2 separate regions of the Mus musculus genome follow, and region 1 is linked to region 2. Evidence: chromatin loops called from intact Hi-C (ENCODE). Cell type or tissue: left cerebral cortex. All regions are shown on one strand. Links, peaks and the distances in the headings refer to the core of each region. The heading gives the core; the rest is flanking DNA. Region 1 has its middle 8.6 kb from the start of Gm34853. Region 2 holds the start of Ppp1r3b (protein phosphatase 1, regulatory subunit 3B).

Region 1 (15,444 bases), core at 5,040-13,039, 53 kb after region 2:
TAGGAAGTTGAACAAGAATTTACTACATGACTCAGACTTCCACTCCTCATTGTCTGACTGGAAGAAATGAAAACAAGTGTCTACATGAGCACTCGTATGTGAAATTTCTTAGCATTGTTCATTACAGAGAAGAAGCAGAAACAACTCAGGTGTTCTCCACAAATGAATTAATAAATACTCTATCATGTCACGGGATGGGATGGTTCTCAGCAGTGAAGAGTATGAATTGCTAATAGAGGAGACAACATACATGGATCTCCAAATAAAGGTGACGAGCGAAAGAAGCTAAGTGAATAAGGGATGTATACTATCTGCTTTTTACTATCAAATTCCAGAAAACCCAAACTGATCAGGAATTACCCAGATCAGTTGTTGCCTGGGGAAAAAGAAGGAAATATTTGCAGGTGTTGAGCAAATGTGTTCAGTGCTATGGTTTGAACACTCCGTTTGAAACACACATTGAGATGTAATCACTACTGTGACAGACCCATGCCTTTTGCCCCATCACACAAGGACCCAAGAGTAAAACATCATGTTAGAGGGAGAAGCAACCCCTCAACCCCTCTTCAGTCACAGAATTTCCTGATGCCTCATTAGGCTCACCAACATCTAGAACTGCAATGAGCCAATCCCCTTTGTTTATATTTTATCTGGTATGATGCTCATTGCAGCAGCACAGAGGAGCCATGATGCTTGGAGAAGTCTCCATTCTTGTTCTTATTGGATGGACATTGACTCTGGCTGTTCTTATTGGATGGACATTGTCTCTGGCTGTTCTTATTGGATGGACATTGTCTCTGGCTGTTCTTATTGAATAGACATTGTCTCTGGCTGTTCGGACTTTGGGGCGATGGGTTTTGCCCTTTATTACCTTCCTGAGATTGAGGTTTCTGATAAGACTTTATTGAAGAAGTGAGATTAAAAATTCTCTTTCTAGAGGCTAGAGAGATAACTCAGCTGTTAAAAACATTGGCTGCTTTTCCAGAGGACCCAAATGTGATTCCATTCCCCACTCCCACAGGTGAAGAACTATCTGTAACTCTGGTTCCAGAGGATCTGATGACCTCTTCTGGCCTCTGTGGACACGGGGCAGATATATACACTGGCAGAATATCCATATGCATAACATTAATTTTTTAAAAATTCTTTCTCTAAGCCTCATAAATGTTAATATCATGCCCCATGTGACCCAGTGACCTTGTCTTTTATTCTTCACCTTCTTGCCCTCTGAGCACCAGCTGTTATCTAGCAGTCGAGGGTAGAAAAGCAGCCAAGAGCCACTGTACCAGCCGTTATCTCTGCAGATGTCTCAGTGCACATCAGAAGAAAACATTCTCCCCACTGAGTAGTCCCGTGAGTGACTGTGACCGTAGACTTCACATTTGGCAAGAACCAGGTCATTTGGCAATGACTAGGACAATGATCACTTGTATGCTAAGAATATATGGCTATCTGCCAGCTCAAAAGACACACCCAGGATTCAGGAGAGAAATGGCTCTAAAGAAAAGGGCAGACAGAAGTGACAGAGAGAAAGCCAGCAGAGGCCCAGGGATCCTAACATCAGGATGTAGACTGGAACAGTGACAGGAGTAAGCCAGGCAAGAAGTCCAAGCAAGCTCGCACAGTGTGTCCAGGATGGTCTTGGTACCATCCAGCACATGAGAGAGGAGTTTAAGCAGCTGCAGACTTCTCATCTGGCATACCGTGCTAGCCTTCCCAAGTGTCTGTGTAGAAGAGAGTGTGTAGAAGAGAGTGGTTCAAGCTACATGGAGATTAGAAAGTACTTCTACCCAGCTGTAATGGTTTGTACATGCTTGGCCCAGGGAGTGGCACTAGTAGAAGGTATGGCCTTGTTGGAGTATGTGTGGCCTTGTTGGAGTAGGTGTGTCATTGTGGGTGTGGGCTTTAAGAACCTCACCCTAGCTGCCTGAAAACCAGTATTCTGCTAGCAGCCTTCAGATGAAGATGTAGAACTCTCAGCTTCTCCTGTACCATGCCTGCCTGGATGCTGCTATGTTCCCACCTTGATAGTAATAGACTGAACCTCTGAACCTATAAGCCAGCCCCAATTAAATGTTGTCCTTTGTAAGACTTGCCTTGGTCATGGTGTCTGTTCACAGGAGTAAAACCTTAAGACACCAGAGTATCAGAGACTCTTTCCTTACACCATGTTTCTGGACCCTGACACAGTTCCTAATACAGCTCTGTTACCCACAAATCTCAGTAACAACGAGGAAAAGTTAGACCTTTGAGGGAGAATTGGGTTACAATGGCTCTGGAGTCATGTGCTTAGGAATAGCACTGTTATCAAGAGAATGAAGTCTTGATAGAAAGGGTGAGGCAAGCCAATTTCCTCTCTTTTCTTACCCTTCTGGTGCGTGTTATGATGCAGTCCAAGCTTGTGACTCTGAGCTTCAAGCTAGTAAACCAAAGAGCTTTTGTTGTTTACTTATTACCCAAATAGTGGTAATCTTTTATAGCAGAGGTAATCTTTTATAGCAGAAAAAAAAAATTGACTATGACAGTCACCATAGTAGCAGTGATGTTATGGGCATATAAAGATACCCAAACACATCAACTTTTACATTTCAAGTATGCAGTTTATTGTGTGTCAATTATACCTCAATAAAACAGTTAAAGTTTTCAAAACTTCTGCAATGGCTTTCATCGTTTTCAGAATAAAATCAGCACTCTTTGCAGTGTACCATGTAATGCTCCTTCCTTCTTCACATTATAATTGATGGTAAATTCCTTCTGTGAAGAGGCCATGTTTTAATAGTCTCTTAGCCCCCAGTACTTAATGTAATGGTTAATACAAAGGGGACTCAATTATTAATGAAGAAGGAACAGAAAATCATTAGAGTGCAGAGTACTATAAAATACACACCAGAGAAGAAGCCAGAGAGGGGGAAAAAATGAGCAATGGGACTGAATTCCCATGAAAGGCTTCATGAGGAGGGTACTGAAGGATGAAGGAGTGGTAACAGGGGCCTTCCCAAGGAAGTGAGAGAGGTGGCCGTAGCCAAAGCAAAGGCAAGGTGTGTGTGGATCACTGGAGCCTCCTTGCTGGGTAGGGAAGGCTCATCTAGATAGTGAAGCACCATATCTCCCATCACTTAGGTGGAGTTTGGAACAGGCAGCCTAGGCTCATTGTTATTAATTAGGGCTGGCTTACAGGTTCAGAGGTTCAGTCTACTATCATCAAGGCAGGAGCATGGCAGCATCCAGGCAGGCATAGTACAGGAATAGCTGAGAATTCTACATCTTCATCTGAAGGTTGTTAGGAGAAGACTGACTTCCAGATAGCTAGGATGAGGGTCTTAAAGCCCATGTTCACAGTGACACACTTCCTCCAACAAGGTCACACCTCCAAATAGGGTCACTCCCTGGGCCAAGCATATTCAAACCACCACAAAGATTAACTTGAGCATTGCATTATCTAGGACTCTTCTCAAAGCAAGTCTGAACTATCTCATCAGGGTGAAGTTGCTGGACCAAGCATACCAGAGCATCCTCAGGCTACCACCTCTCCATTCTCCCCAACCTCAAAGCAACTTCATCAGTTACAAAGTCCAAGGTCTCTAGTATGTTGCCTTTATGGGGACCCAGAGAGGGAGAGCAAGGGGGAAGGCAGTGCTCAGGGATACATGGCAGTAGCTTGCCTTTGAAAGCCAGGAGGACCAAGGGTGTGTGTCCTCAGACTCCCTGCACAGATAGATGTCTCATTCTTTTACAGATGCCCCTGGAACTGAGCTGGACTTGAAACCCAACACTTTCTCTCTAAACTCAGCAGGAAGCACTTACAGGGCCTGCCCTTTGTTTGGGGAGGGAGCAGAGAGGAAGTAAAACAAGGGAAAGGCTCTGTGTGCTTTTCATTCAACACTATAGCCTGACAGAGTGTGTCCGCTCTCAGCTGAATGTCTCAGTGGGGAAAGCTTGTGTCTGAACCTCACGAATGGCAAACTGTCCTGCTGTCCCCTGTCACAGCAGTGGTTCACTTAGACAGTGCTCTAAGTTCACCGGGGACTTCCGTGGGCAAGTTGTCTGTTCCTCTCCCCTGCAGTCGGCTTTGAGGAGAGGGGAGCACTATGATTTCTATGGGATAGATGACCCAGTGTCTAGGGGCTGGTTGGCAGAGTCTCTTTGGAGGGCTCTTCTGTGATTCATATAAAGCCAATTGACCGCCAGCAGATGTGGGAGAAGGGGGTCACACTTCCTACCCGCTCCTCTATACATGATTCCTGGACAGTTAAATTTCTGCTCTAAATGTCAGCTCCATGAACGGAGGCATCTGGTGGCCACAAATCCTGTCATGGCAATGCTAATCTTATCCCTGCACAGAGTTTAATAAATAGTTCTGAGTCAGGGCTGGGGTGTAGGTAGGGTTGAGATTAGGGGTGGGAAATGGGGGTGTGGCATGCATCTATAGTCCCAGCTACTTGAGAGGCTGAGACAAGAGGGTCACTAGAGCTAAGGACATTGGAGCCAACATGGGCAATATTGTGAGACACTGTCTCTTACAATAAAAGTAAAAAAATGATAGTAGTAGTAATAATAATAATAATATATTTTATTATATACCTAGAGCGTGCCAGACACTTTGAGTTAGCATCTCAAGTAAGTAATATTAACCTATTTTTGTGGGTGAAAGTTAATGTCAGAAGGGACATCACCTTCCTCAGATTAACTGTTCCACCAGCCAGTAAGAAAAATGAGATTTAAACCAGACCTTCTGGCTCCAGCACCTAGCCTCTTTCCATTTTGTTATAACATCTTTGAAGCTGGGAATCCATTTTCTTTGGGTTCCTCCTACCATGCACCATCCATTTAGGGTTCTCCATTTTTTTTTCACAACACATATATAACCAACAGTTGTATAAAGGTACCAATTTCCTAAAAACAGAAAAAAAAATCTCTTCAACTTTAATTTGTGGTTGAAGTTAACCAAGCACCAGGACTTCCGGTCTTCAGACAGACTGCTGTTATTAAACATTAGGGGAGGGCAAGTTCTAGATGAGATGAAATACCCGGTAATACCCAATGCAATGAACCCCAGCAGGAATTCACATTGTAAAACAGACCAAATAATAAGAAACACATAAACATTCCTCAAGCAGCCGGCAGAGAAAGGAGAAACAGCGATGCTATCTCTGCTGTGAGCAGTAGGATTGCAGAAAGTCCATCATTCATCAGAAAGGACAGACTGAGCAGGCGTTAATGTGTGAGAGGGAACGAAGCCCAGTGGGCGGGCACAGCAAACAGGTAGGGCAATGGTTTGAGGCGGCGGCGCCCTCATCAAAGAGGTTCACAGAGTGGACAGACTGAGAGACTCCACGCTCACAGTTACAGGGAAGGCTATTGCTAGAAAAATAGCAATCTCTAACTCTCTGAGAGAAGGCCCTGGAATAAGGCCCACGTCAACACAGAATGGGAGTCTGGTCCTGCGCCCTCGGAGGAGGCTCTGCAGGTTGCCTGGGTAGGTTATGAAAGTCCACAGCAATCCTTCGGTCCTTGAGATACTAGGCTATTATTCTATTATTATAGGAGTTAGAGCTTGTCAAACAAACAAACAACAACAACAAAACCTCAGGTCATTTTTTCCATTTTCTTCAGCATCTTGCCTATAATATGGTATTGTCAGATTCGTATTTGATGAAGTATTTCTATGACACATCTGCAGTGTCCACTCATGGGTGGGATCGGGGGAAATCTGAAACACAGTTGGAGAGGCTGTCCAGTTTGAGAGGATGCTGTCTAATCGTGTACATGCTCCAGGCTGCTCTGCTCTTGTGACGGCTCTTGAAACTTGACCTACTGTGGTAACGTAAGTCTCTAAATCAAAGTGAGTAAGGAAATGATATTGACCTTAGAAAAAGAAGAAAAGAAAAAAGAAACAACGGAAGAACTTCTGAGAAATTGTAAACCACATCTTGAAGACAACTCATGTTGGCTGCCTGTGTGTGTGATGCATATAGCACTGTCAGAAATAGTATTGGCCCACAACACATCATCCTATTGTCACATTCGCAAGCGATGCCTCAGAGGTACACGTCCACGGGGCAGCTCACACTGTAGGATGTAGGATCTAGGTAAGGCTCTGTTAGACAATTAGGCTTGAGAAACCGTACCCCTCCCCCCTTCCGGATTCCTAAGTTGAAGTTCTAACTCAGGGCACCTCAGAGACCTTATTTGGAAATAGGGCTGATGTGGACAAAATCAGTCCAGAGAGGTCATCTGGGTGGGGCCCTAAGGCAGTCTTACGTCTGTATAAAGAGAAGGCATTTGGAAACACACAGAGGAGATACCATGTGGGTGTGAAGTCAATGGTTGGAGTGATGTGTCCACAAGCCAGGAAACACCAGCAATCGCCAGGATGGGCTCTGCCTACAGTCGTCAGAGGAAACCAGCGGCCGCCGTGAGACGGTGAAACTCTGCTGTTTCGGGTGCTTGGTCTGGCTTTTGGTGATGGATAAAGCAGTCGTAGAAAACCAAGACACAATACAGCTATAATAAGTCTTCAGGTCTCAGGGGGAATGAGGAAGCTGAGGAAACAAAAATGTCAGTCTAGGCAAAACGACAGACACCTGCCCACAGTTATACCCGCCCGTACTCCTCAGAGCAGCCCTTATTTTCATACAGGTGGGCTGGGCTGATGGGGAAACAAATGAACTCAATTAGCACTCGGCATAGTCCCATGGTGCAGACAGAAGGTTCCAGAAAAAAAAAGAGAAGCAAATACTCATCCTGGCAAACAAGGGGTTTCACAGAGCCATGGTGATTCCACCATCAAAACACAGACGCTCATCACTATAGAACCTCCTCCCCCCCAAAGTCCAATGATCAATACTGTGCTCGCTGGACCTTTTAAAGGACCATTTAGAAATGCCCGTCTCTTTAAAACTTGAGTATAGATCCTGAAATGCCACTATGAAGCCATAAATGGGTACTTAAGTCCTAAGTATATAGGCCTAAGTGTTTTCAGGAACTGGGATAATCTGTCCCTGAGTGCTGTCATGCACAAACCAGACAAATGCGCTTTCTTGGGATCCAAACTCTCATAGTATTAGTACTGACCTAAGAACCCCCAGATTTATTTCCCCAGATAGATTCATTTATAGGAAGACCAAGTTCAAACCACCACACTGCACATGCAAATGCAAACCAACCAGGGCAGTTTTATTTGAGCGTGGAACTGTGGAGCAGCGGCAGAGACTTGAACTTCTGGGCGCTGGTGTTTCTTTCTTTCCTGAGCCAGGGAGCGGGATGCTAGCCAAGAGTCCGGGAAGAAAACCAAATGATTGTACTGGGGCCTGTACCGTTGTTTGAAACGTACAGAGGAAGAGAATGGGAGGATATATGCATACAGATATAAAATCCTTGACTTAGACAACTTCAGCATGTGTGTTCTTTGCTGAGTTCTGAACTGGATGCAATCCTTAGCTAAAACGGAGTCTTAGAAGATGATATTTACATGGTAAGGAATGTAAGCCAGGCACAGATGGTTTCCCCACACCTCTACGTCCAGTACTTAGAATGCTGAGGCAGGAGGCTCGGAAGTTTGAGCCTAGCCTGAGCTATATAGTAAGAGCATTTGCAGGAAAGTAACAAAGCAACAAATAGAGAGGGAGAAAAAAAAACAGAATATCCCAAATCTCATACCAGAACAGTTTGGAATTTTTCTTCCTCTGTTGTTCGTTCTCAAGGGCAGGTGAGGTGGGTCCAGGGTTGACCACATGTGCCGCCGAAGCCTGTGGACCTGAACCAATGGTGGAAGGAGTCCCAGGGTTGACCTCTGACCTCCACCCACGTACCATGGCATATGTGTGTGTGTATACATATATATGCACACACATACACAATATGCTCAGACACACAAATAGAAAATAAATAATAATAAAATAAAAATTGTTCAAAGCAGTTCTCAGTTGTAGTTACACTGAAAAGCTATTGGTTGAAATCTTTCACCTCTCTTCCGCCAGCTGTAGTAGCAACTTCTTACTTCCCTGATTTCTTCCCTAACGTGTTGCCTATGAGGCTAGGGGAGAGTTCCTTCTCATTTCTCCCTATTGGACTACTTTCACAATGCGAATGCGTTACTGTTCCCTTTCAGAACCAGAGCGTCATCTTCCGAGACTGCTTGGGTCCACCCTGTGGTTGCATGTGTGTTTATCAGCATTAGCCATGTAGCCATCATAAAAATACATATTTATTTTTTATAGTCTCGGGGCTGGCAAGCCCAAGATCAGGGGCCTCATATCTCATGAGTATCCTCGTGGATTACTGACTCTAATGGAGGGCAGAAAGCAATACAGCAATACAGAACAAGAGAAGGAAGTGGAACTTTTCCATTTCCCGGGCCCCCACTCCATGAAAACCAACCCACTACTCTGTTAATGAAGGCACAGTTCTTGCAGGGTCCTTCTTCTCACCGTGGTTGCTCTGGGATTGTTTCTTACTCATGGGTGGTGGTGAACACATTCAAACCTTAGCAAATTCTAAGAACTGGACCACTGAAGGGTTTTTGCATATTTGGGCTACCTGCTTCCTGTCAGTTGACACCACTATGCGCTCTCTCTCTCTAGCAAAGCCTGCCTGAACGCATCACATCCCCCACTGATCCACTGCCCTCCTGTCTCCTCTCCGTAGATGAAGGAGAGTGAAGCGCTTGCTTTTCTGGATAGTTGGGTTGGTGCTGGGTCCTTGGATGAGGTTTGCTCACGGAGGTGGGTGGGGTTTTCATGGGACTCGGGGTGTCTGCCTGTGTCAGTTTGGTTACACGCCCACGCTCCTTCAGAGAAGAGGTGTGATGCATACTGAGGTGGATGCCAGCTCAGCAGAATGTAGAGCCACGTTCATTCTGCTCCCAGCTACTTGTTCCTAGAAAGTTGCATCAAAGTGATTCTGCCACTGCTCTCCCTGTAATTTCAGAAATCTGTCTCATATTCAAGTTAACATCCTCTTCCTCCCCCTCCCCGACTCTCCCTCCTCCTCCTCCTTCTCCTCTCTATTCACATTCTTCCAAAATGGGGAAGTGGAGGGGTGTGAGTACTGCACTTGAACCCATCTCTTCCCAACTCTATATCGCCACCAACAATCCAAGTGGACTCTCTCTCCTGATGTCACTGTTTTCCCCAAGGATAGAGAGCAGGGAATGCCTAGGAATGGTTTTGTCTCCCCAAACCTTGACAGATCCTGTTGCTGGTGAGGACAAGGTAGGAAGGGCATTGAAGAAATCTGTGGCCCGGGGATCTTTGATAGCACAGAGACTGATTTCATTTGCTCTGAAGCTGGAACTGGGAGTCCTCGTGTGCCCAGGGCTCCTCTGTCCTCTCTCCTCACACAAACCAGTTTCCCAGCATTCTGCAAAAGCAGCTCATGAGCCACAAGAAATCCTACATAGGAGACTGTCTTGGAAAACAAAGATAAATCTAAAGTTCTGGTGTGGAGAGAAGTAGAAGAAGGCTAGCAGGGGAAGGTGGGTGGGGTTAAGGGAGGGTAATGGCAGTGGGGGGCCAAAGTACATCATCTGTTGGTAGGAAAATGTCTTCATGAAACTCCATATTTTGTACAATAACTACAAGCTAACAAAGGGGTAGTAGTGGTGCTAGTGGTGTCACATGCCTTTAATCCCAGCACTTAGGAAGCATAGACAGGTGGACCTCTGAGTTTGAAGCCAGCCTGCTCTGCAGAATGAGTTCCAGGACAGCCAGGCCAACATAAAGAAGCCCTGTCCCAAAAAAATAAAGAAAGAGGGAAGGGGAGGGAGATGGGAGAAAGAGGAAGGAGAGGGGAGGAGAGGGAAGAGAAGGAAGAGAAGAGAAGAGAAAAGAAGAGAAGAGAGAAAAGAAGAGAAAAGAAAGGAGAAGAGAAAGGGAAGGGAAGGGAAGAGAAGGGAAGGGGAGGGGAGGGGAGGGGAGGGGAGAGGAGAGAAGAGAAGAGAAGAGAAGAGAAGGAGAAGAGAAAGAGAAGAGAAAGAGACGAGAAAGAGACGAGGAAGAGACAGGAAGAGACGAGGAAGAGACGAGGAAGAGAAAGAGAAGAGAAGAGAAGAGAAGAGAAGAGAAGAGAAGAGAAGAAAAGAAAAGAAAAGAAAAGAAAAGAAAAGAAAAGAAAAGAAAAGAAAAGAAAAGAAAAGAAAAGAAAAGAAAAGAAAAGAAAAGAAAAGGTTTCCCATTGGAGAAGTCCTGGATTCCAAGCTCAGAGGACACTGTGCACACAGAGCTGCGAATGCTGTTCTGTACTCCTTGGATCAGCTTCTTTCTTGTCTTGAAAGGACCGCAGGTCTCATCGTGCCCAGGTGTCTGGCGAGGAGAAAGATCAATGTGGAGTAAGAAGAGTATCATTCACATTACTCATTTCATAGTGAGGTCAAATAACTTCTCAAACAGCACACCGGAAGTGGATGAACTACAGGTCACGTCTAACTTTTGCCAGCGCTCTCCTACTCTGCACTCTTGACCTCCAAGGTCAAGACAGAGAAATGCGGAGAGGTCCATCGGCTACCCACATGACCTACCCGAGTGAGCCAGGCCAGCTCTGGGCAGACACTCCCTGTCACGTCCCACAGCTAGATCAGTGTGGCCAAAGGGTGACACACGTCACAGCGTCTGACACCCTCATCCCTTTGCCTCGGTTTACAAACCTGAGCTCTGGGGCGCACAGGCAAACCTCATTGAAGCTCCGTGCAGTTAACACAGACTTCCGCTTGCGACAGGTTTCCTTCCCACACTGGCTGTGGTTTTTCTCTTCCGGTCCCTGACCCCTTTCTTCTTTTGTTTTACGCTAAAAGCTTTAGCCGGAAAACGTAGAGCCAAAGGAATGGAATAAACGTTAGCTTCAGCCTACAAAAAAGGAGTCCTTAATAGTGGATGTGAGAAAGTACTTCACTGAATAACCAGTTCGTCCTGAATTATTTAGATAATCTTTTATTTCATTTTATTTCTGGAAGCTCAGACACAGAACAAAAGCATGCCCTGGGCTAAATGCAGAGACAAAAGTGCAGAGTGTTTTGTTTTGTTTTGTTTTGTTTTGTTTTGTTTTGTTTTGTTTTGTTTTGTTTTGTTTTGTTTCTGAGTCCTGCTCCACCTGCTGAACTTCATGCCCTCCTAGCTTTGAGACCAGAAGAATTCAGACCTGTGGGAGAATGCATTCTACGAAGGGAATCAGAGTCAACCTCTATGCCTGGGAAGTACTGACCAATTGGTCCCAAAATTGGCCTAGGCTTTCTCAGTGAACGCAGGAAATCTTGTAGCCTAGGATAGCCCTCAGTCCAGGCAAACTGAGTTGTTGACCATCCTGGGACACACAGGGGTTCTGTGGGAAATGCAGGGGTTCTGGGGGATGGGCATACCAGCCTTTGGGTTCTTTTCCTTCAGCTGGTTTTTGTTTGTTTGTTTGTTTTTTGTTTTTGTTTTGTTTTGAGACTGTTTTGTTTTATAGCCCAAGCTAGCCTCAAACTCACCAACCTCCTGCCTCAGCTACCTGAGTGCTAGGTATCTACCACTGTCTCATCCTACCTTAGCAGAAGTAGAGTAATCCAGAACCCTGGTGGGCCTGATGCCCCATGCGGATACAAGGGGAAGATGCTGTGTGCAGAAGGTAGGGTGTCTAAATGTACCCATTAAAATGTTCTCCTACTGCTCTGATGTATATATGTGCATTAGCGTATATATAATCACACAAGTCCAACCTGACAACTGCAGAATTTTTTTAAAAATAAAAACGACAAGAAGGAAGTCCTTAGTACGCATAATCGTTTTGAGACTTCAAGGTTTTAATATAACCTTATGCCTAAGAGCTAACCATGCTAGTCTTTTCCAGGATAAAGATCGATAAAATGAGGCTGTGAAGCTATCTTTCACTTAACAATATAGGATCAAAGCTGTGTCAACAAGGATGCTTTTATGACGTCATTTCAATGAGCACCACAGAATATTCCACATCGCACCAATAGCACAGTTTACACAACTTTGATTTAGTAGCATGTTTCTGCTGCTTTTAATAATCCTTCCAGTGTTATCACTGTCTAAGTGCTGAAGACCCGGTGATATATTTAGCACGAGGGTAGAGCTTTGTGCCTCGCTTGGCGCTTGGATCCAAGCTCAGTGAAGAGACAGGGAAAGCTTCAAGGATGTGTGGCTAAGTCAGCTCCCAGAAGGATCTCACAGAGCTGTGAGCAAAGCCACGTCTTACTCCTTCCACTGTCACCAGGCCCCAGACCTAGCCAAAGTCTTATGACTGGGGTGTGGCTTCCAACACTAAAGTCCCAAGTGCAAACTGTGGGCGTGAAGGAAGCCGGGCAAGGAGGACCCAGGGCTTCTTGTTTTGGCAAGGCAGATAACTAGTGAACTGTACAAATGGGAACACTGTTCAAAGACATTTCTAGCCTTGTCACCTTAGAACTCTGCTGTGGGGAGTTGGAAGGTATGATGAGGAAGAGAAAGACACGAAGCCGTAAAGCTCCTGCTTTCTGGGCTCCATTCCAGAATCATTATTGGGGTTGGGGTGGGTGGATGGGGTGATGTAGACAGGGCGGTGTTGACTGGGAGCTTTTAACTGTTGAGGCTGATGGTGCACAGACACACGATGGACTAATGACCCTTTCTCTAGTAAACACTGAAAGCTTTTTTTAACAAAAGCAGTACATGTTTAGAAGGCAGTAAAAGTGTGGGTGGGGATGTAGGCTAGAACATCATTTCTGGACCCTAAGCAGTAAGCTTTCTCTGTGGGTCACAACCCAGACAACAAAAGACCTTTGGCTAGCAATTGTTTTTCATTTGCAACTATTATTTTTTCCAACAGTCCCCAAGGAATAAAAGAAGTTTTTTGTTTGGTTGGTTGTTTGGTTGTTTTTTTTTGCACTTAAACTGGGTCAGAATAAGATCCTACTGCTGCACTCATAACGTTCACTCTACCTAGAAACTGTTCCGTTGCCACTTGCCACATTTAGTGGCTCAGCAGATAGGCCACTAGACTATTTATCTGGAGTTGCATGGCTTCTCAGGGTTACCAGCAAATAAAACCCATGCAATTCCAGATAAATAGCATATATTTATTTTAATACATGTGTCTATGCAACATGCAGGGCTTACTCATGTTAAAACATATCACTGATCTGAAATTCCAATGTAAGTGGGCATCCACATTTCATCTGGCTCCTCTACTCCAGTGGCTTATAAAATGTAGGTGATTCCACCTGCCCCACCCTACTTTACCTCATGCCATGCCTCAGCCTACCCAAAGTGACCAGACTAAAGTCATGTAATCATGAGTCTGGATATTTCATGACTGCCCTTCTCCGTCTTCCTGGAAAGGCATTCTCCCACAGCTGGGTGGCTTTGAGCTGTGTATCCTGCCTAGTTTCTGGTCACGGAAGGGAAGTGTAGAAGGAGAGAATTATCTGCTTGTCACCAAGCAAATCTGCTCTCTAAGATGAGACATCCCACACATCCACCCAACGGAGCTGAGGTTCAAACTCTTCCGATGCACACATCATTATTGCTGCCACAAAGTCTACACATACAAATAGGTGTGATAGAATGTCGTCTTCAAAGGAAGAAGAGCAGTCACATGCTGGCGAGCAGGAGGTAGTTGGCATCCAACTTCACTCTGGCAACCCTGTCTCCACCTGTCACTATCCGTTCCAGATTATCAAGGCTAAGATGATGGAGTTTCCAATGTTAGAAAGTCGTCCATTTTCCCAAGTGCCTATCACTTGACAGCTCATTAGCATCCTGACTGGACGTGAGCCAGAGGAAGGAAGTGATAAACCACCATGAGTCAACATGTTTCTTGCCAGAAGTTCTCGTAAAGGGAGCAAGAGTTGTGTGAGGGAGAGAAATCAGAAGAGAAAGTTTTAGGGGTCGTGGGGATTTCTCCTTGCCCTCCAAATCAGAAATAAACAAGGCTTATCTCTTAAGGTTGACTTCTCCAGACAGAATGTTCTAGAAAGACTCTCAATTCTGTTGCCCACAACCATAAGAAACATCCACCTTCCATTCTTTCTATTCTGCTGTGAGGTTAAACAAAGGGCAGAGAGTGGGCAAACACAGTGACTTTTTGAGCTGGGTGTAAGATCCAGGTGGGTGAGAAGGAAGGTGGCATTCCTCAGGAGACAACCAAAGGTTCACAAAGTCACTGTCAATGGGTATGCTTGATTATAAGAGCAGAGTCTCCCCCCAATGTAGATGAAGGAGGAGTCTAGCCAAAGAATGACATCATTTGCAGTACATAAAAAGAGCCCTTTGCTTTTGTTTGTTTGGTCTAGCGTTAGCCTTAAATGGGAAAGACAGTCACAGGAAGGGGTAAATACCCTCAAAGTGCACTGACGCGCATGCCTGAAAATGTTATAGTGAAGCTCACTGTACACTGACTAAAAATTAAAAGTTGTAAGTAAGGATCCTATGGATTTAGTGCTTCATAATAGGGGGAAGGGGAAAGAATTGAAGTTCAGGGAAAAGAGGAGAGCCAAGCAAACATGTCAAAGAGAAAGATGGTCAGAGAGAAAACTGCCCCAACCAGAGACTCAGCTAAGGTGTTCTACAATAGTAACCTCAGCAGCCATATAGAAATGATTTATTATGGAAAATTCAATCATATACAAAAGAAAACAAGATAGTATAATGAACCTCAGGGTGCAATTATTCTGTGCTTCAATTTTTGTCTTTAAGATTTATTTTACTTATAGAAGTACACTGTAGCTGTCTTCAGACACACCAGAAGAGGGCATCAGAACTCATTACGGATGGTTGTGAGCCACCATGTGGTTGATGGGAATTGAACTCAAGACCGTTGGAAGAGCAGTCAGTGCTCTTAACCGCTGAGCCATCTCTCCAGCCCTTGTGCTTCAATTATTAACTTAGTCTCATCTAATCAAATTGTCTGCTCACTTGCCCTTCTAGCATGGGCCATTTTGAAGGAAATTCCAGACATTATATTTTATCAATTAATATTTCAGTACAGCATTAAGATTTAACTCGCCAGTTCTGATCTGTATGGCTTCTCCAAAGTTAGCCAGTTTCCACCCAATCTGTTCCTACAGGAGCCTACAGAAGGGGCAGAATGGAGAGGAAGCCACGTATCGAATGCAGATTGACCACCAGAACTCCTAGAGACCTGTAGGACATAGACATCAGGTGAGACTACTTGGGCTACCAATCATTTAAACTTCAAGCAAGTTCTTTTGTGCTCACAAATCCCAGGTACATTTCAAACAAGACTGTCATAGTTCGAAAGAGTCACCAAAGATCATGTGTTGTATGTATGTATGTATGTATGTATGTATGTATGTATGTATGTATGTATTCTATCTATCCTATCTTATCCCTCCCTCCCTCCCTCCCTCCCTCCCTCCCTTCCTCTCTCCCTCCCATCCATCCATCTATCTATCTATCTATCTATCTATCTATCTATCTATCTATCTATCTATCTATCTATCTACCTACC
Region 2 (15,444 bases), core at 4,286-12,285:
CTTCAGAGGGAGTTTCAGGACAGCCAGAGTTACATAGTGAGACTCTGATTCAAGGAGAGAGAGAGAGAGAGAAAAAAAATGCTTGTCAGAAAAATTACAGTAGTAATACAGTTAAATGAGAGGCACAAATTAACACTATGAAAACACACCTTTGCATGAATTATGTTTGTAGCTATTACTGACAGGTGACAATTCTTCTTGTTTATATTTTTCTCTACCTCCCCTAATGCCATCAATGACCTTGTGTCGGGTTTATAATAACAAAAATAGTGAACAATACAAACTAAACTAAAGAAACTGTATCTATATTTACAAAGCAATGGCCCAGAGTGTGAGGCTATGGGCCAAAACCAAAGTCATCAGTCAAATCAATTTTATCTCTGTGTTTACTGGCTTATCTTTACTAGGGCTCAGAACCAGGGCTTCAGGTGCACTAGACAACTGCTCTACCTTAAAGCTGGTATATAGCTTTCTGAAGAGTGGGTCCTCCACCAACTTTACCCAAGAGCTCAAGAGCCCTCAGTAGTGAGGGAAATGGTCTACCAACTTCTGGGACCTTTGTGTCTGTAACTCAAGGTCTGAGCATAGACACAGGCTTATAGAACCCTGTCTTAGTTCCCATCCTTCTGACTCTGTAAAGCACATGCTAGTGAGTCAACGTCAGCGGAATTCGAGAGAGGAACGGGGCCCCCAGGTAACACGATGCACCCAGAACACATCTGTAGCACCAACAGGTGCAAACAGCTCCATTGTCTAAATATAAACCAACTTTGGGGGGGGGGGCGGTTTGGAAAGGGTCTGTCCCACTTTCTACTCTGACCAAGCAGATTGAAGCTCTCTTCATTCTGATTCAGCTTCATATCTTCAATTCCTTCACTTGGAGAGGAAGAATATTTAGAACTAAAAATGTTCTTAGAGGTTGTTTCTCTTGCAATTCTTAGGTGAGATGTTTTTGAAACTTTTGAAATGCATCGAAGTGATAAAACATTAACAATATTTCTTCAGAGTTTCTGGATGAACAGAAAGCCAATTCTAACAGGGATAAAAGAATTGTCTGGGCTGGGCGTGGCGGCGCACGCCTTTAATCCCAGCACCCGGGAGGCAGAGGCAGGTGGATTTCTAAATTGGAGGCCAGCCTGGTCTACAGAGTGAGTTCCAGGACAGCCAGGGCCATACAGAGAAACCCTGTCTTGAAACAAACAAACAAACAAACAAACAAAAAACAAAACAAAAAACCCAAACAAACAAACAAAAAGAATTGTCTAACATGGAAACTAGAAACTAACCTGTTTGTAATTTTTTTAATTTTGCTTATGTTTAAAAATGCCATACATGTACAAAACATATTTTCGTCATATCCATCTCCATTCCCCAAAACTTTTTTACAGATAATTCAATCCTCCTTCTAATTTCATGTCTTCTTTTTTCTAATAACCCGCAGAGTCCAGTAGGTACTGCCCATATATACAGTGTAGAACCATCCCCTGGAGCATGAGTCACACCCTTGAAGTTGGCTACAGCTGTTCATGAGAACAAGGGCCCTGACACCTCAAGAAGACAAGATTTCACCCAGAAGTGGTGATACACACCGTTAATCCCAGCACTCAGGAGGCAGAGGTGGGCAGATCTCTTAGTTCGAGGTCAGCCTGGTCTACAAGAGTGAGTTCCAGGACAGCCAGGACTACACAGAGAAACCCTGCCTTGAAAAATAAAAATGAAGAAGAAGAGGAGGGGAGGGGAGGAGGGGGGAGAGCAGGAGGAAGAGATGAATGACAAAGTTGAGGGGGAACAAAGGGAAAAAGAAGGATGGGGAAAAAGAAAAGAAGGGCAAGGAGGAGGGGGAGGAAGAGAAGGAGGAGGAAGAGGAAAAAGAAGAGGAGGGAGGCGGAGAAGAAGGGTAAGAAGGAGGAAGAGGAGGCTCTAGAATTCTTTGTCTTTGCCAAGTTCTGCCTTCTTCAGTCATAACTTAATCTGCTCAGTGCTCAATTCTCAGGCAGCCATCTTCCCCTTCCTCATTCTCCACCCTAGGTGATACACACATCCCAAGGTGGCTTCTTATCTATCGTGTTGGGGAATGGTTGTTCCTTCTGCATGTATCACAACCCCATCTCCATCCAGCAAGAGCGATTGCTCCACTGATTCACAGAATAACCTTGGCCCTAAGTCATGATAAGCAGTGCATACAGTTGTAGTCAGGTCTTCAAGAAAGATAACGGGGCTGATAATACTTCCTAGTGAAAGGAGGCTGTGACTAAAGGACCCTTACCTGAGAGAGTGTCTAGCCATTACTCTCTCTAGATGCTACTCTCTCCTCCCAGCTGCGCATGATCTGCAGCAGTGCTTCTCAACCTGGGGGTCACAACCCCTTTGTGGGTCAAATGACCCTTTCTCAGGGGTTGTTTATCACATATCCTGCATATCAGATATTTACATTCTGATTCATAACGGTAGCAAAATGAAGTGCAACAGAATAATTTTATGGTTGTGGTTCATCACAACGGGAGAATCTGTATTAAAGGGTTGCAGCATTAGGAAGGCTGAGAACCACTGGTCTTGAAGGCCTATTATAGCATATAACATGAAAGATTACACAAAGGTGTGAATTCCTCTACCCATCTTTCAGGAGGTCACGCCCCCACGCTGGGGCGGGACGCAATTATTCTTATCAGCCCCGGTCCTGTGAGTAAGCCACATAAATTCTTTGGTTCACGAAACTAAACTAAGAAAGCATCCTTTCTTTTGTCTGTCACTGAATCCGTTCACATCTCCCCAGGAAAAGTAAAACCACCTCCCGAGCCCAGACTTACCTTTTATACATTTACTGGGCATCATTATTAGCTTACGTGCTTCTTGGGAATAAAATTATGTTTCTCCCATGTTTTCCCATTTTAAAGAACATTGTAATTGGCACATATTCACTATGCATAGTTCTGTTTCACGAGGTCCACATTCCTGCAAATATTTAGCATACTTTAAGCTTATCCTTCTCTTCAGTCTTCGCCCTCTTAAGTCTTCGCCCTCCTTCCTCCCCCTCCCCTTCCTGTAGTCTTGTTTCCATAGAAACTTTTAATTCTTCTTTCATGTCAAGTATAGACCCTTGATTTATGTCCCTTTATAAAATCCAAGAACTACAAATGAGAAGCAACGCGTGTGGTTTTCCTCTTCTTGGCCCCTCCCCCTGTTGCTCCGCCCTCCTCCTCACCCCTTGTTGGTTCCAACCTGGCCTCAGCACCCCAGGGTGCTTTTGCTTTCTAGGATCTTTGCTCCAACATGAATTTTAGGATTTTGTTTTTGCGTTTCTCTTTCTGTGAAGAATTGTACTGAGTTGGTCTTTGGTTAGATAACTATTTTCATATTTATTCTTCCAATTCACGAGGATGACAGTGGCCCCTGTCTTCTAGTATGTTCTCTTTTTCCCTTCAGCAATTTAAGGTTTATTAGAGAGGCCCTTTCACTTCCTTAGTCAGATTTGTTACAAGGTATTTTTTTATTTCTTTTCTTTGGAGGTAACTCTGAATGGGTCTATTTACCTGATTTCTTTTTCAGAATGTCAGTTATTGGTATAGAGGAAGGCTATTAGATTTTTTTTTATATATTTTAATTTTATGTCTTGCTACTGTGCTAAGTGTGGTTATCGTTGTGGGAGTTTTCAGGGGGAGTCTTTGTAATCTCACACCAGAGGGACAGTTAGACTCCTTCCTTTCCTGTGTGCATCTTTATTTCTTTCTCTTTTCTTACTACCCTAGCTGAGATTGTAAATGCAATAGGAGCAGAGGAAATAGTAACACCTATCTTGTTTCTGATTTCTGTGAAAATGGAGTTTTTCTCCATTTGCTTGGTTATAGGTCTGTCTTATGTAGCCTGTAACATTCCTTATTTTATAGTTTCTGCATGATTCTTAGCATCAGGTAAGATTCAACTTGGTTAAATGCTTCTCCTTTATCTATTGAGATGGTCCTTGATTCTGTTATCTTATGTATTGCATTGGTTGATTTGTAAATGTTAAATTATCCTTGAATCTTGAGAACAAAATGTAGTGGCCCTGGACAGTTTAGGTCCTGGTGTGGTGGTACACACCTTTAACCTGGGCCACACCTTCTGCTGGAGGTCTACTTAAGGACAATGGAAAAAGGAAGGCTTTATTCTTCTCTGCCTGCTTGCACTTACTTGCCAGCACATCTGTTGGAATCTACTTCTGTAGCATCCCAGCTTATACAGAAGACAACCTGAAATACCCAGTCTTTGGGACTGAGCAACTACTAGATTCTTGGTCTTTCCATTCACAGCTGCCCATTGTTGGGTTACTTGAACTGCAGACTAATTTCCATATATATATATATATATATATATATATATACATACATACACACACACTAATACAGTGAATGGTTTGTTGTTTGTTTGTTTGTTTATTTAGAGAGATAGAGTTTCTCTATGTAGACCTGGCTGTCCTGGAACTCACTCTGCAGACCAGGTTGGCCTCATACTCACAGAGCCCCACCTGTCTCTGCCTTCCAAGTTCTGGGATTAAAGGCATGTACCACCACAGAAATGGCTGTGAATCTGTGAATGAACTTTCTATTGTGTGCTTGAATTAAATCAGTTTGCAAGCATTTTACAGAGCAGGTTTGCATGGCAGCTACTCAATCTGCTGTTGAATAAACGAATAAGGACTGAGGCACCAGATGCCCAGGGCAAGGAAGAAGACAGTGTTGCTTCTGACAGCCTTGGGGGGAACATTATGGAAGAAGAGTCATTTCTATGTTTGGCCACTGCTAAGTCTTTTGATTTGTTTTTCTGGGAGGGGTGATTTTTAATAAGTGAAACTAAGGCCAATTCAATGCTATATGTTTTAAGAGGGACTTTGGTGTGCCTACCTTCTCTTTTCTCTTCATTGCCATACATTGAAAGAACAGGCACAATCCTAAGGATGGTGCCAGCTCTCAGGCTCTAGGCTGTCTGCCCCAAGGTCCACCAGACACATCCCAGTTAGCTCTATTGTATTTGTAGAAAAAGACTGCTCTTCTCAAACCCATAGACGCCACTTTCCTACCTACTAAGACTGTGGTGTCCCACCACTAAGTTTAGCCCACTCTCCTGATTTTAAATAGTCGGCTGAACCACAGAGGAAAATTATTACCCACGGTTTCCTAGATGTATGTAAGAGATGACTCCAAACCCTCGCACTATAAAATGATATTTGCTCGTTCCAAGTTCTTCCCAGCTAGGGTCTGATCACCCCTCGCCTGAATATATTTTGCAATACTTTTGGCTCTGTCTTTGCTCATTCTGGTGGCATGCTCACTTCATTTGGAATTGTAGCCAGCACCTGTGTAGTGGCTATTCCTGGTTGTCAACTTGACTCTATCTGGAATGAACTACGATCCAGAATTGGAGGGCTCACCTGTGATCCAGATCTTGAGGCTGGAAGACACAAGTTTTTGACCTGGATCTTGGCATGGAGATCTTGAGGCATAGTAGCTATGAATCCCAGGAGACTAAGGCAAGGAGATCTCTGAGTTCAAGGTCATCTGGAGAAAGCAAGTCCTAGGTCCAGGCATGGTGGTACACACCTTTAATCTGGGCCACACTTTCTGCTGGATACCTACATAAGGATATTGGAAGAAGAAAGATTTGTTCTCTTCGCCTGCTTGCCTGTGGGACTGATCAACTGCTAGATCCTTGGACTTCCATTCACAGCTGCTGCTGACCATTGTTGGGGAGTTGGACTACAGACTTTGGGTCATCCACAAATTCCCTTACTATATAGAGACAACCCATAAGTTCTGTGACTCTAGAGAACCCTGACTAATACAACTTTGCTTTATTCACTTTTGAATTTTAGCTAATGCAAGGGGATTTTCAGTTGGCAATAGCAGATCCACAGGTGGCCCTTTATACATTTACCCATCAGGAAGAGAGGAAGGCCCCCTGATAGTTGGGCTGGGGATGCTTACACTTGTATCAGATGAGTATAACCCATTAGTGTTATAAACTTGCATGTCTACTCATATTGAAAGCTGCTCCTATATCCCTTAGTGTAAACTGCCCCCAAATCATATTAAACAGTCAATTTCCATAAGTCTAAATGCATCCAATAGGAGTTAATGAATAATGATCTTCTTGTGTCCTGTTGTTCTCAAAGCAAGAATACTTTTCTAAAGTCAGGGGTAGCTGGGCCAGGTGACACACACACCTATCACTCAAGAAGCAGAGGCAGGCAGATCTCTGAGTATTAGATCTAAACCCGGAACAAGTGGCTAACTAAGGTGACTATTTAACATATCAAAGGAAACATGGTCATTAGGTTCTTCTAATGCCCTACCCCAACCAGAACTTCTCAGCCCAGGGACTGGGTTGCCCTTCCCCAAGCTGCCCTTCCCTATAAAAGCTGTCTAGGCATTTTTGTTACTTGAGTCTTTTCATTTACCCTTTATCCTCCTGGTCTTTTGGTCTCTCCTCTCCCCTCCCTCCTCTCCTCACGTAGCCTAGCTCAGGGTCACATTTGCTCTGGACTCTCCCAGATGTCTCTGCCTATGGCTATGTTCTCCTTCACATCTACAATCAACCTTCTCCACTGGACCCAGTAGCCATGTGTCTCCCCCGACCCCATCTTCCCCTCCTTCCTTCCCTCCCTTCCTCCCTCCCCTCCTCCTCCTCCTCCTCCTCCTCTTCCTCCTTCTCCTCCTCCTTCTTCTTCTCTCTTCTCTCTCTCTCTCTCTCTCTCTCTCTCTCTCTCTCTCTCTCTCTCTCTCTCTTTCACTGAGTTCAAGGACAACCTGGTCTACAGAGTGAGTTCTAGGATAGCCAGGGCTACACACAAAAGCCTTGTCAAAAAAACCAAAAAAACCAAAAACTTAACAAAAAAAGTCAGTAAGTGGTGGTGCGTGCCTATAACCCAGGAAGGCTATGAGTTTGCAGCTAGCCTGTACTACAGGGTTAAGTTGGAGATCAGCTGGAGCTATGTAATAAGAGGCTGTTTCAAAACAGAAAGGGCGGGTGGTAGATTTGTTTGTTTTAGTGTGTTGACTTAACACTTTGTAAAGTTGGCAATCCTGTATCAATTAGCAACTTCCCAAATTTTCACTAGTCATTAAAGGTAGAAAACCATGAGCCTACCTCACTCAAGTGGCTGCTCAGGGCCATAGGTTTCCCAAGAGGAATCCTTGTTTCCTAAAGTGTTCAGACCCTGTATAGAACTCCAGGCTACTGTATGGACCGAAGTCAGGCTGTTTCCTAAACACACCCACCTTACTAATCCTCTCTCACCTGTGCAGTACTGTGAGCATGAGAGTCATGCTCTTCTGCCAGATAACATCGCTAAGGGAAAGATTTTGCTAGAGTAACAGCCACAAAAGCAAGATCCAGTGAATGCTTGGGACACTACTGCTGCAGATAAAATCAAAATGGGGAGAGAACACTTGCTTCTGGGCATTCTGAGAAGGTCATGGCCATCTGTGAACCCTGGGGCTTTTTGTCCTAAGAGGGCGGGAGAAGGAGGGGCCAAAGGAAAGACAACACTGCCTTCCACACTTGGGAGTCTACCATCTAGCTAGAACTTTGTTAGCAGTGGGGAACTTTGCACACAGCCTGTGCTCCTCAGTCCGTCTCTCTACAGCCGGACCTTCTACCGTAGGAAATCGCCTCCACCCCTTGGCATGGGTACCCCGGTTCCTGATGAAATTGTGACCCGCTGTCCCCTTCCCAGATCCTGGACTCCAGCCCTGTCACTCGCCACACACTGCAGATCACGTGGTAGAGTGCTGTTCGCCCCAAGTGTAGCTATTGGTCTGCGGCTCATGTCCCGGAAGCTCATTGGCTGAGTCCTGCGTTCACGTGGGGGTGGGGGTAAGGTGGTCTTGGATAGCACCCTTAGTGGGGAGAGGTGGCTGGAAAGTTAAAGTGAGCCACAGATTGCTGGAGCTGGAATCCAGAGTGCTGCAATCCAGTGAGCAGGTGAGAGGGCTGCTGTTGCGTGGACCAAGCCGAGTGCCTGCCCCACTTTTGCCGTCGTGGTTGCTGTCACTGTCACCCAGCTCAGATGGTGGGGCGGGCTGAAGGGTCTCCCCTCCGTACTCAAGAGTGGTACCGGGTACGTACCTCCTCAAGCCTCTAGTTCAAGGTCCAGAGCCAGGAAATCTGCGGTGAGGGGCACGCGGGGGAGTTCTCCGACACTTACCATTTGTCCCACTAACACTGACTCCCAGGTAGTAGAATCCCCTAGCTGGGCTCGGGTGGCTTGTCGCTTCAGCGTGCAGAAACATCTCAGGCACCGGAGCTGGGATGGAGCCTAGAGGGGACCCCCGAGATCCCTAAGCGAGTTAGCCTGCGAAACGTGTCCTGAACAGAAAGGATGTCTCGAGTCCTAACGTGGCACATCCCCAACCTGAGATGTGACACTTTGGAAGATAATTCTAGTTTTTTGTGGCAGAATCTGGAGTCCAAATACAAGCTCCCGGGGCTTCAGTTTCCCGTTACGAAATAGACGCGAGAAACCCGTGTCCCAGCCCTGACTCCATCAAGTAGTGCGGACCAGTCCCTACTACTCCCCACTTAGGTTCAGATCTCCTTTTGCTGCACACAGGCAAGAGGCACACGCTGTGTCGTCTCGGGTCTCGGAAGGCAATGGGCTCGAGGCGAGCTCCACCCGGGAACGGGGCAGCCCGCGTGGGGGTGCTCGCGAGGCGCTGCCCCCATCTGGGCTGTCCCGCCGCCAGGTCCCGCCCTGATGTGATAACTTGGGCTCCTCCTCCTTGTTCGTCTCCGGGAACTAAGCCCAGGCCCTACCCCCGGGACACCCCGACGCTCACGTAGTTCAGTGGCAGCAATCAACCCTGACACTTCTCTCAGGCTCTCCCATGAGGCCAGCGAGCAGCGGCCCCGGCTGCGGCGCCGCCGGGAGAGGTAGGTGCAGACCCAGTCTAAGCTGGGGCGAGGGCGGGTGCAGGCACACCCTGTGTCTGGTGGGATGGGGACTCGCTGACCTTCCCCCAGGGACTTGTTCACAGCTACCGTTTTGAACCCAGAGGAGAGGCTCTGAACCGGACGGCAGCTTCAGAACAGGGGATGGCAGGCCCACGGGGAAACAGAGAAAGTTGAAAAAGACTTGAGTGGGGGAACTTGCAGAGTTGCTGGAATGTGGCCCTGTCTCAGCTTGCGGGTCCAGGAGAAAGAAAGGCTTCTTCAGCCTAGGCAGGGAAGGAACTGGTCCCTTTGGCAAGAACGTCCAGGAGCCAGGGAGAAAGTAGAGACAGCTGAAGTAAACTAGGGCCATTTAGGGGAAAGTTAGTAGAAAGAGAAGCATCGGGGCCCTATTAGCAACCTTGAAGGTCAAAGCTGCAAGTGACCTCAGAAGAAACCCTTAAACCCGGAGAGTTCTTCGTTTGTTAAAGCTCAGCTGGGCAGAGGCCTTCTTAGGCCTGAGCTTCTTGCTGTCTTTGGCCCTTATTAGCTGGTGTGGGCTGCCTCATTCAAAGCTACCTGACTGCTCATTATGCGGCCCTATTCAAAAACATTTCTCTTCAAGGATTGAGGGGTGTATACATTAAAACTGTAATAATTAGGGTCTGTATACAAAAGGGGGCCAATGTCAACTTCATACATATAAAAGTATCAGCTAGACATTTGGGGAGAGAACCGAGATTTGCTGAAAGGGGGGGGGAGGAGTGGATGGTGGTGTCTTGAATTGGTTGAGGATATTTATCTAATGTAGTGTTGCGGTGGGTTATTGTTAACTTGGTTTTGACATCAGCGAGGAAGAGTTGCAGAAAGAAGGTCTCAGTCAGAAACTCAGTCGCTCAACTGCCTGAAGCTAGGCAGGTTGTGGGTTTTGGTTTTTTTTGTTTTGTTTTGTTTTGTTTTGTTTTTTGTTTTTTTTGGTTTTTGGTTTTTTTTTTTTTTTTTGGTTTTTTGTTTTTGTTTTTCTGTTCAGACTTGTCAAGCTTAAAAGAAATATTACTGGCCTTCTAAGGCTGGCAGCATCTTGAAAGACCACATTATTTCAGTAGGACACAGAAGGTATTTCTGCAAGCGTCCCAAACCTGGCCCAAGCTCTCTTCAGAGGCAGTTGACTTCTGAGGCACCCACGTGAAAGCAGGGTGTGTGATTGTTCTTGGGAAACAGCTCCTTAGGCTCCTGGGATCCTGTCCTGCAACTGTGTCCAGGTCCTGTGTCGCTTTACCGGCTCAAATGTGCATCGGTGGTCTCTGCTACTGCCTGTTTCCTCGGTAGAAGGAAAGCCTGGGGCAGTGTTGGAGACAGAATAAGGACTTCAGTACATACACGAGTGTGTGGCTGTGAAGATGTTTCCTCAAGCACCTGTCCAGCTGCCTTCCTTTAGGGGACTTAACTATTGGTGGACTGTCTCGGTTTCTGGAAAGTACTTCTAAGTGGCCATCATCACTGTCACAGTCCTGTTGAGACATCCATAGCTGAGAGTCAGGAAAGCTAAACTCACACAAGCACTTTACTACACCAGTTCTTGGATGAGCATGAGGTTAATAAAAGCTGGAATGTTCTGTGAGGACAACCCACTGCCACATCGCACCCTTGATAGAGGCCACAAGGGTAAATGTCCTTAACCTGTAATGATGATGATACCCAGAGGGAAAAAAAGAAGGGTTTCCAAGCCAGGACTGCTTACGCAATTCCGCAGGGCAGGAGTCCCAGTGGTAACTCCTGGGCTATCAGAAGAACCTCACTCACATTTGCCTCTCATGGAAGAATCTTGCAAAAAAAAAGTTCTTGAAAATGTTATTGGGACTGTCTCCTGAGCTCAGGCTCTGAATAGAAACTTGTCTCTCCACCGTCAATTCAGCTCGTTCTTACAGTTTAATAATAAAGGGAGCTGCCATGGTGAGTTTACATGCTAGGCTCCAATAGTACAACTTCACCAATGGCCTCAGCTCCCGAGCCTGCGGGACTAGAACACAAGAGTGTGCTCTCCTGGGTGGTAAGTGGGCAGCAGAGTCTTTAGCATGCTTTGGTATTCCGCCTCCACTTGAGAATTTCCCACCATTTTCTACCAAGCTGCTTCAGAGAAACCTTTCAGCATTTGCTAGGCATGCCTGAGGCTGGTCCCAGAGCTTGGAGGACCTGCAGAGGGACTCTAATCCTTGTGCTGACTCAAGTCAGGAGGAAGTAAGTGCCTAGCAGGGGTGAACACCTCTCCCCCATTCACTCCCAGCTTTTCAAGGGTGGGCAGTGGGGAAGTCGGGAATGTGGACCACATGCCATTATGCAACTGGTGTTCAGTTTTAATGCATATTTAAACAGAATAAGAAATACCTACCTTAAAGTTGAAAAGGGAAGAATATTTCTAACAACATTTTGCAGTGGATATGAATAACTCAATTTGTTAAGTTATGAATCCTTTAAAAAAAATTGAGTTGGTCAGCCCATTGATCGTGTGTAAAGCTAGTTCAGTTAGAGTTTCCCTCTCTAGGAACCGCCTTGTGTGTGCACAGCCCTGAGACCAGACCAGACCAGACCCAGCAAATTCTCTCTGGAGCTTTTTCTCTGGCTTACTTCCTTCACTGGAAGGGAAGTAGTGAGATATGGGCTTTGCGGGTACAAGCAGACCTTAGCCATGGCCACTTGGGAAAGTGCACAGATTCAGAGGCAAAACAAGATAACCAGGCTTCTTATACCCATAAGACCAATGCATCTTTAAAAAAGGAAAGGAAAAGAAAGGAAAGGAGAGGAGAGGGGAGGGGTGGGGGAGGGGAGAGGGGAGGGGAGGGGTGGGGGAGGGGAGAGGGGAGGGGAGGAGAGGGGAGGGGAGGAGAGGAGAGGAGAGGAGGAGAGAGGGAGGCTTGTTCTCTCCCCCCTTTTCTCGTTTTTTATTGTTTTGTGTTTGTTTGTTTGTTTGGTTTTTTTTTTTTTTTTTTTTTGGTTTTGTTTGTTTTTCGAGATAGGGTTTCTCTGTATAGCCCTGACTTTCCTGGAACTCACTTTTGTAGACCAGGCTGGCCTCGAACTCAGAAATCTGCCTGCCTCTGCCTCCTAAGTGCTGGGGTTAAAAGCGAGCGCCACCCGGCCAGATTTGAGATTTGAATCCAGGTTTGATCATCACTAGCTTCTTCAGCTGAGACCACTGTTAAGTGTCCTGTAAATCTGCCTTTGTAAGGAGAATAAAAAAGCAGACAGCTTTAGTGAGGTGTCAGAGCGGTTTGGAAAGTTTTCTTAAGCTTCGTTTTTTTCTTCCTGATCATAGAAGCAGTATTGTTTTAGAAGACATAAGGAAACACAAAGCAGGAAACACTTTAAGGAAGCATGTTATATGCATCGGTTGACATTTTTAACCTTAGAAATGGTCCCTGCTACCTACCCACAACACATACGTAACAAGGTTCCAGGCAGCCACAAGCCCCGAGTACTCTGAATTTCCTTTCTGCAGTATCCCCCCCACCCCCACCCCCACACAGCTCCAGAGGTCATCTCCCTGTTAAATGCCCAAGTGCCTCATTTACATAGCCGCTCTTGTGCTTTTGGGTCATAAAATAAAGTGAGCAACCTTGAGACTGCAACTGTCTGATACCCGAGATGGCTGAAAAAGTCCCTGATGGGCTGGTGGCAAATGGATACATCATGGCTATGTTGGCTAAGGGGCAATTGGCTCCTGAAGAAAGGAGTGGGCTGGCCTCATGTAGCTCAGAATGAATGGCGCACAATTTAAACTCATTAGTTGCTTACTCATGAAATTCTCATCTTAATATTTTTGAACCACAATTGACTACCAAGAGCTGATTCCATGGGAAACAAAACCAAGAGCAGACTGTGTCTCTACACAATTTCTATATCCATAATCTTTTCTCTCATATCTGGTATTTGTGTACAACTCTGTCTGCTCTTTTTCACATTAACAATACAAGAAAAAAAAAATAGCTAGGCACAGTGGCCCATGCCTCTAATCCCAGCACTCAGGAAGCAGAGGCAGAGGGAATGGCAGGCAGATCTCTGAATTTGGGGCTGGCTTGGTGTACATATCTAGTTCTAGGTTAACCAGAGTTATTTAGTGAGCCCTCTCTCAAAACCAAAAATACAGGCTGGAGAGATGGCTCAGAGGTTAAGAGCACTGACCGCTCTTCCAGAGGCCCTGAGTTCAATTCTCAGCAACCACATGGTGGCTCACAACCATCTGTAATGGGTTCTGATACCCTCTTCTGGTGTATCTGAAGATGACAGTATACTTACATATATAAAATAAATAAACTTTTTTTTTAAAGCAAAAGTCCAAAACATAAATAAGAATGTCCATGCCATTTAAATACTTTTACAAAAAATGAAATTAGTGGTATAAAATTAAATGATATGGATATGGAAAGATTGATTTTTACGAGGTATCCTTAGTAGGCATTCTCATTATTTTCCTTTCTGTTAGTTTCATTTATATTTTAATTATTTATTTATGGTATATGATGTTTCATGTGCTATTGGAGTGAAAATGATAAGAACATTTAGATTATGCCAATTTTGATAAGAAAAAAAATCTTTTGCATTATAATTCTTTCCTAATCCATTAGGTAAAGGCAGGCATTTCTAATATAAATTTTCCCTATGTTTGAATTTAACTAATTTACTGTAAATAGTTTCCCTATACAGTCCAGGCAAGCGTTGACCTTGCAGGCTTCCTCACTCAGCCTTTGGGGTAGCTTGGGTTACAGGCGAGGACCATCTCATCCAACTTCCAGCGAATTTCCTACATTACCCTTAAGACTGGGTAGTTTGCATATCTGTGAGCCACTTATAATTGTTTTATCCTAACATCTGCTAAGGCTCTTTTTCTTTGCTCTTTCTCCTGTGTGAACTATTTGACTTTGTTCCTGCTTTGTAAGAACTCTGTATTTGAAGTTAATAACACCTAATTGTCATGTTTTTTGAAAAATAATTTCCCAGTTTGTAATCTTTTGGGGTTTATATTTTCACTTATAGAAAAATATGGTTTAAATTAACTTAATGTCTAGTGTGATTACATCTGCTTTTTATTTCTTTCTTTCTTATTTATCTTTGTTGTTTGTTTGTTTCTGAGGCAGTTTCTCTGTGTAGTCCAGACTGGAACTCGCTCTGTAGACCAGGCTGGCCTCAAACTCAGAGATTCGCCTGTTTCTGCTTCCCCAGTGCTGCCTTGGCCACCACCACCTCTGGACTGCTTTTAATTCTTCTGACAACTGTTATTACCTGTAGACAAGGCAAACATCTGCCTGTATGTCACGGTATGAAGCAATGAACGCTCATCCTTTCTCTAAAGAAAGGTCTGCCAGAGCACTCAGACCTCCCGTAAGTTTGGTGACAGTAACTCTGTGTCCACTCTGACCAACAGGTCTCAGTGTATAATAGCATAGTGCTTGGTAAACACCAAGTCAATATTTGTGTAACAAGTTTGACGCTTTTGTACTGGATTAAGTCAGTATTTATTATTCAGGCCACTAAGAGATCATACGTTATACCTATTAGGATGGTTATCTTTCAAAAAGATAACGCAGCCACTACAGAAAATACCATGGTGTTTCTTTAAAAAAAAATTAAAAATAAAGTGACTAGGGCTGGAGAGATGGCTCAGTGGTTAAGGGCACTGACTGCTCTGCCAGAGGTCCTGAGTTCAATTCCCAGCAACCACATGGTGGTTCACAACCATCTTGTAATGGGATCCGATGTCCTCTCTTCTGGTGTGTCTGAAGAGAGCAACAGTATATTTACATACATTAAATAAATAAATAAATAAATAAATAAATAAATAAATAAATAAATAAATCTTTTTAAAAAGATGACTACATGATCCACCGACTTTAGGGTGTGCATTCAAGGGATAGGCAATCAGGATGTTGAGGTGACATTTATAGTCCCGTATTCATGTAGCAATACTCAGAGCCCAGATATGAAACCTAGCTAAGTGTCTCTCAGGGGATGAATGCACAAAGACCATGTGGTGTGCATAGACAGTGGAGTGCTTGATGTTCAATCACAGACAAGAATGAAGTGGCGTCATTGTTGAGGCATGGAGAGGAACCTGGCGGGCACCGCGCTAAGTGCAGTAAGCTGGCTACAGAGAGTCAAGGAGACCAATTCATGTAGAACCTGAAGAGGATGAGCTCACTGAATATGTAATAGAACAGCGACTGCAAGGTGCAGCACCCCGAGAAACTGGGGAACTATCTATCCAAAGATATGAATCTTTAATTCCAAAGGAGCACATTCAAGAGACCCATTGCATCATCACGGAGGCCATCATTAATAACAGTGTGTATCTGAAAATTGCTTAGGGTAGATTTTTAAATATTCTCACCACACCTCCCAAGTACGTGAGGAAATGCATGTTAAGTGTGTCAGCCATCCCACAATGTGTCCATACGTCAAAACAGCATCTCTATTGCATTTATTTATTTATTTAGTATGGGTTCTTGTGCTCCACGCAGCGTGTGTAAAAGTCAGAGGACAACTTGTGGG

What was found. Peaks named below come from ENCODE experiments on the same cell type or tissue, not always from the same donor. Only the 100,000 strongest peaks of a DNase experiment are listed, where the experiment ranks them.
Region 1: a loop joins it to region 2, with 2.3 times the contacts of the local background. A loop is called at or near these places in 4 of 42 quality-filtered maps.

The regions. Positions count from the first base shown.
Region 1 is chr8:35,420,226-35,435,669 of GRCm38, forward strand. No RefSeq gene overlaps it. Among named protein-coding and RNA genes, the nearest start is that of Gm34853, 8.6 kb to the right of the region's middle. In left cerebral cortex, for the core only: no CTCF peak of the experiment used is centred there; a DNase peak (open chromatin) is centred at 8,799.
Region 2 is chr8:35,367,850-35,383,293 of GRCm38, forward strand. It overlaps Ppp1r3b (protein phosphatase 1, regulatory subunit 3B), which reads left to right and starts at 8,813. Exons shown (of 2, transcript NM_001364452.1): 1 at 8,813-8,904. In left cerebral cortex, for the core only: CTCF peaks have their summits at 8,663 (motif pointing left) and 10,947; DNase peaks (open chromatin) are centred at 7,797, 8,727, 10,994 and 11,464; H3K4me3 peaks cover 1,638 bases.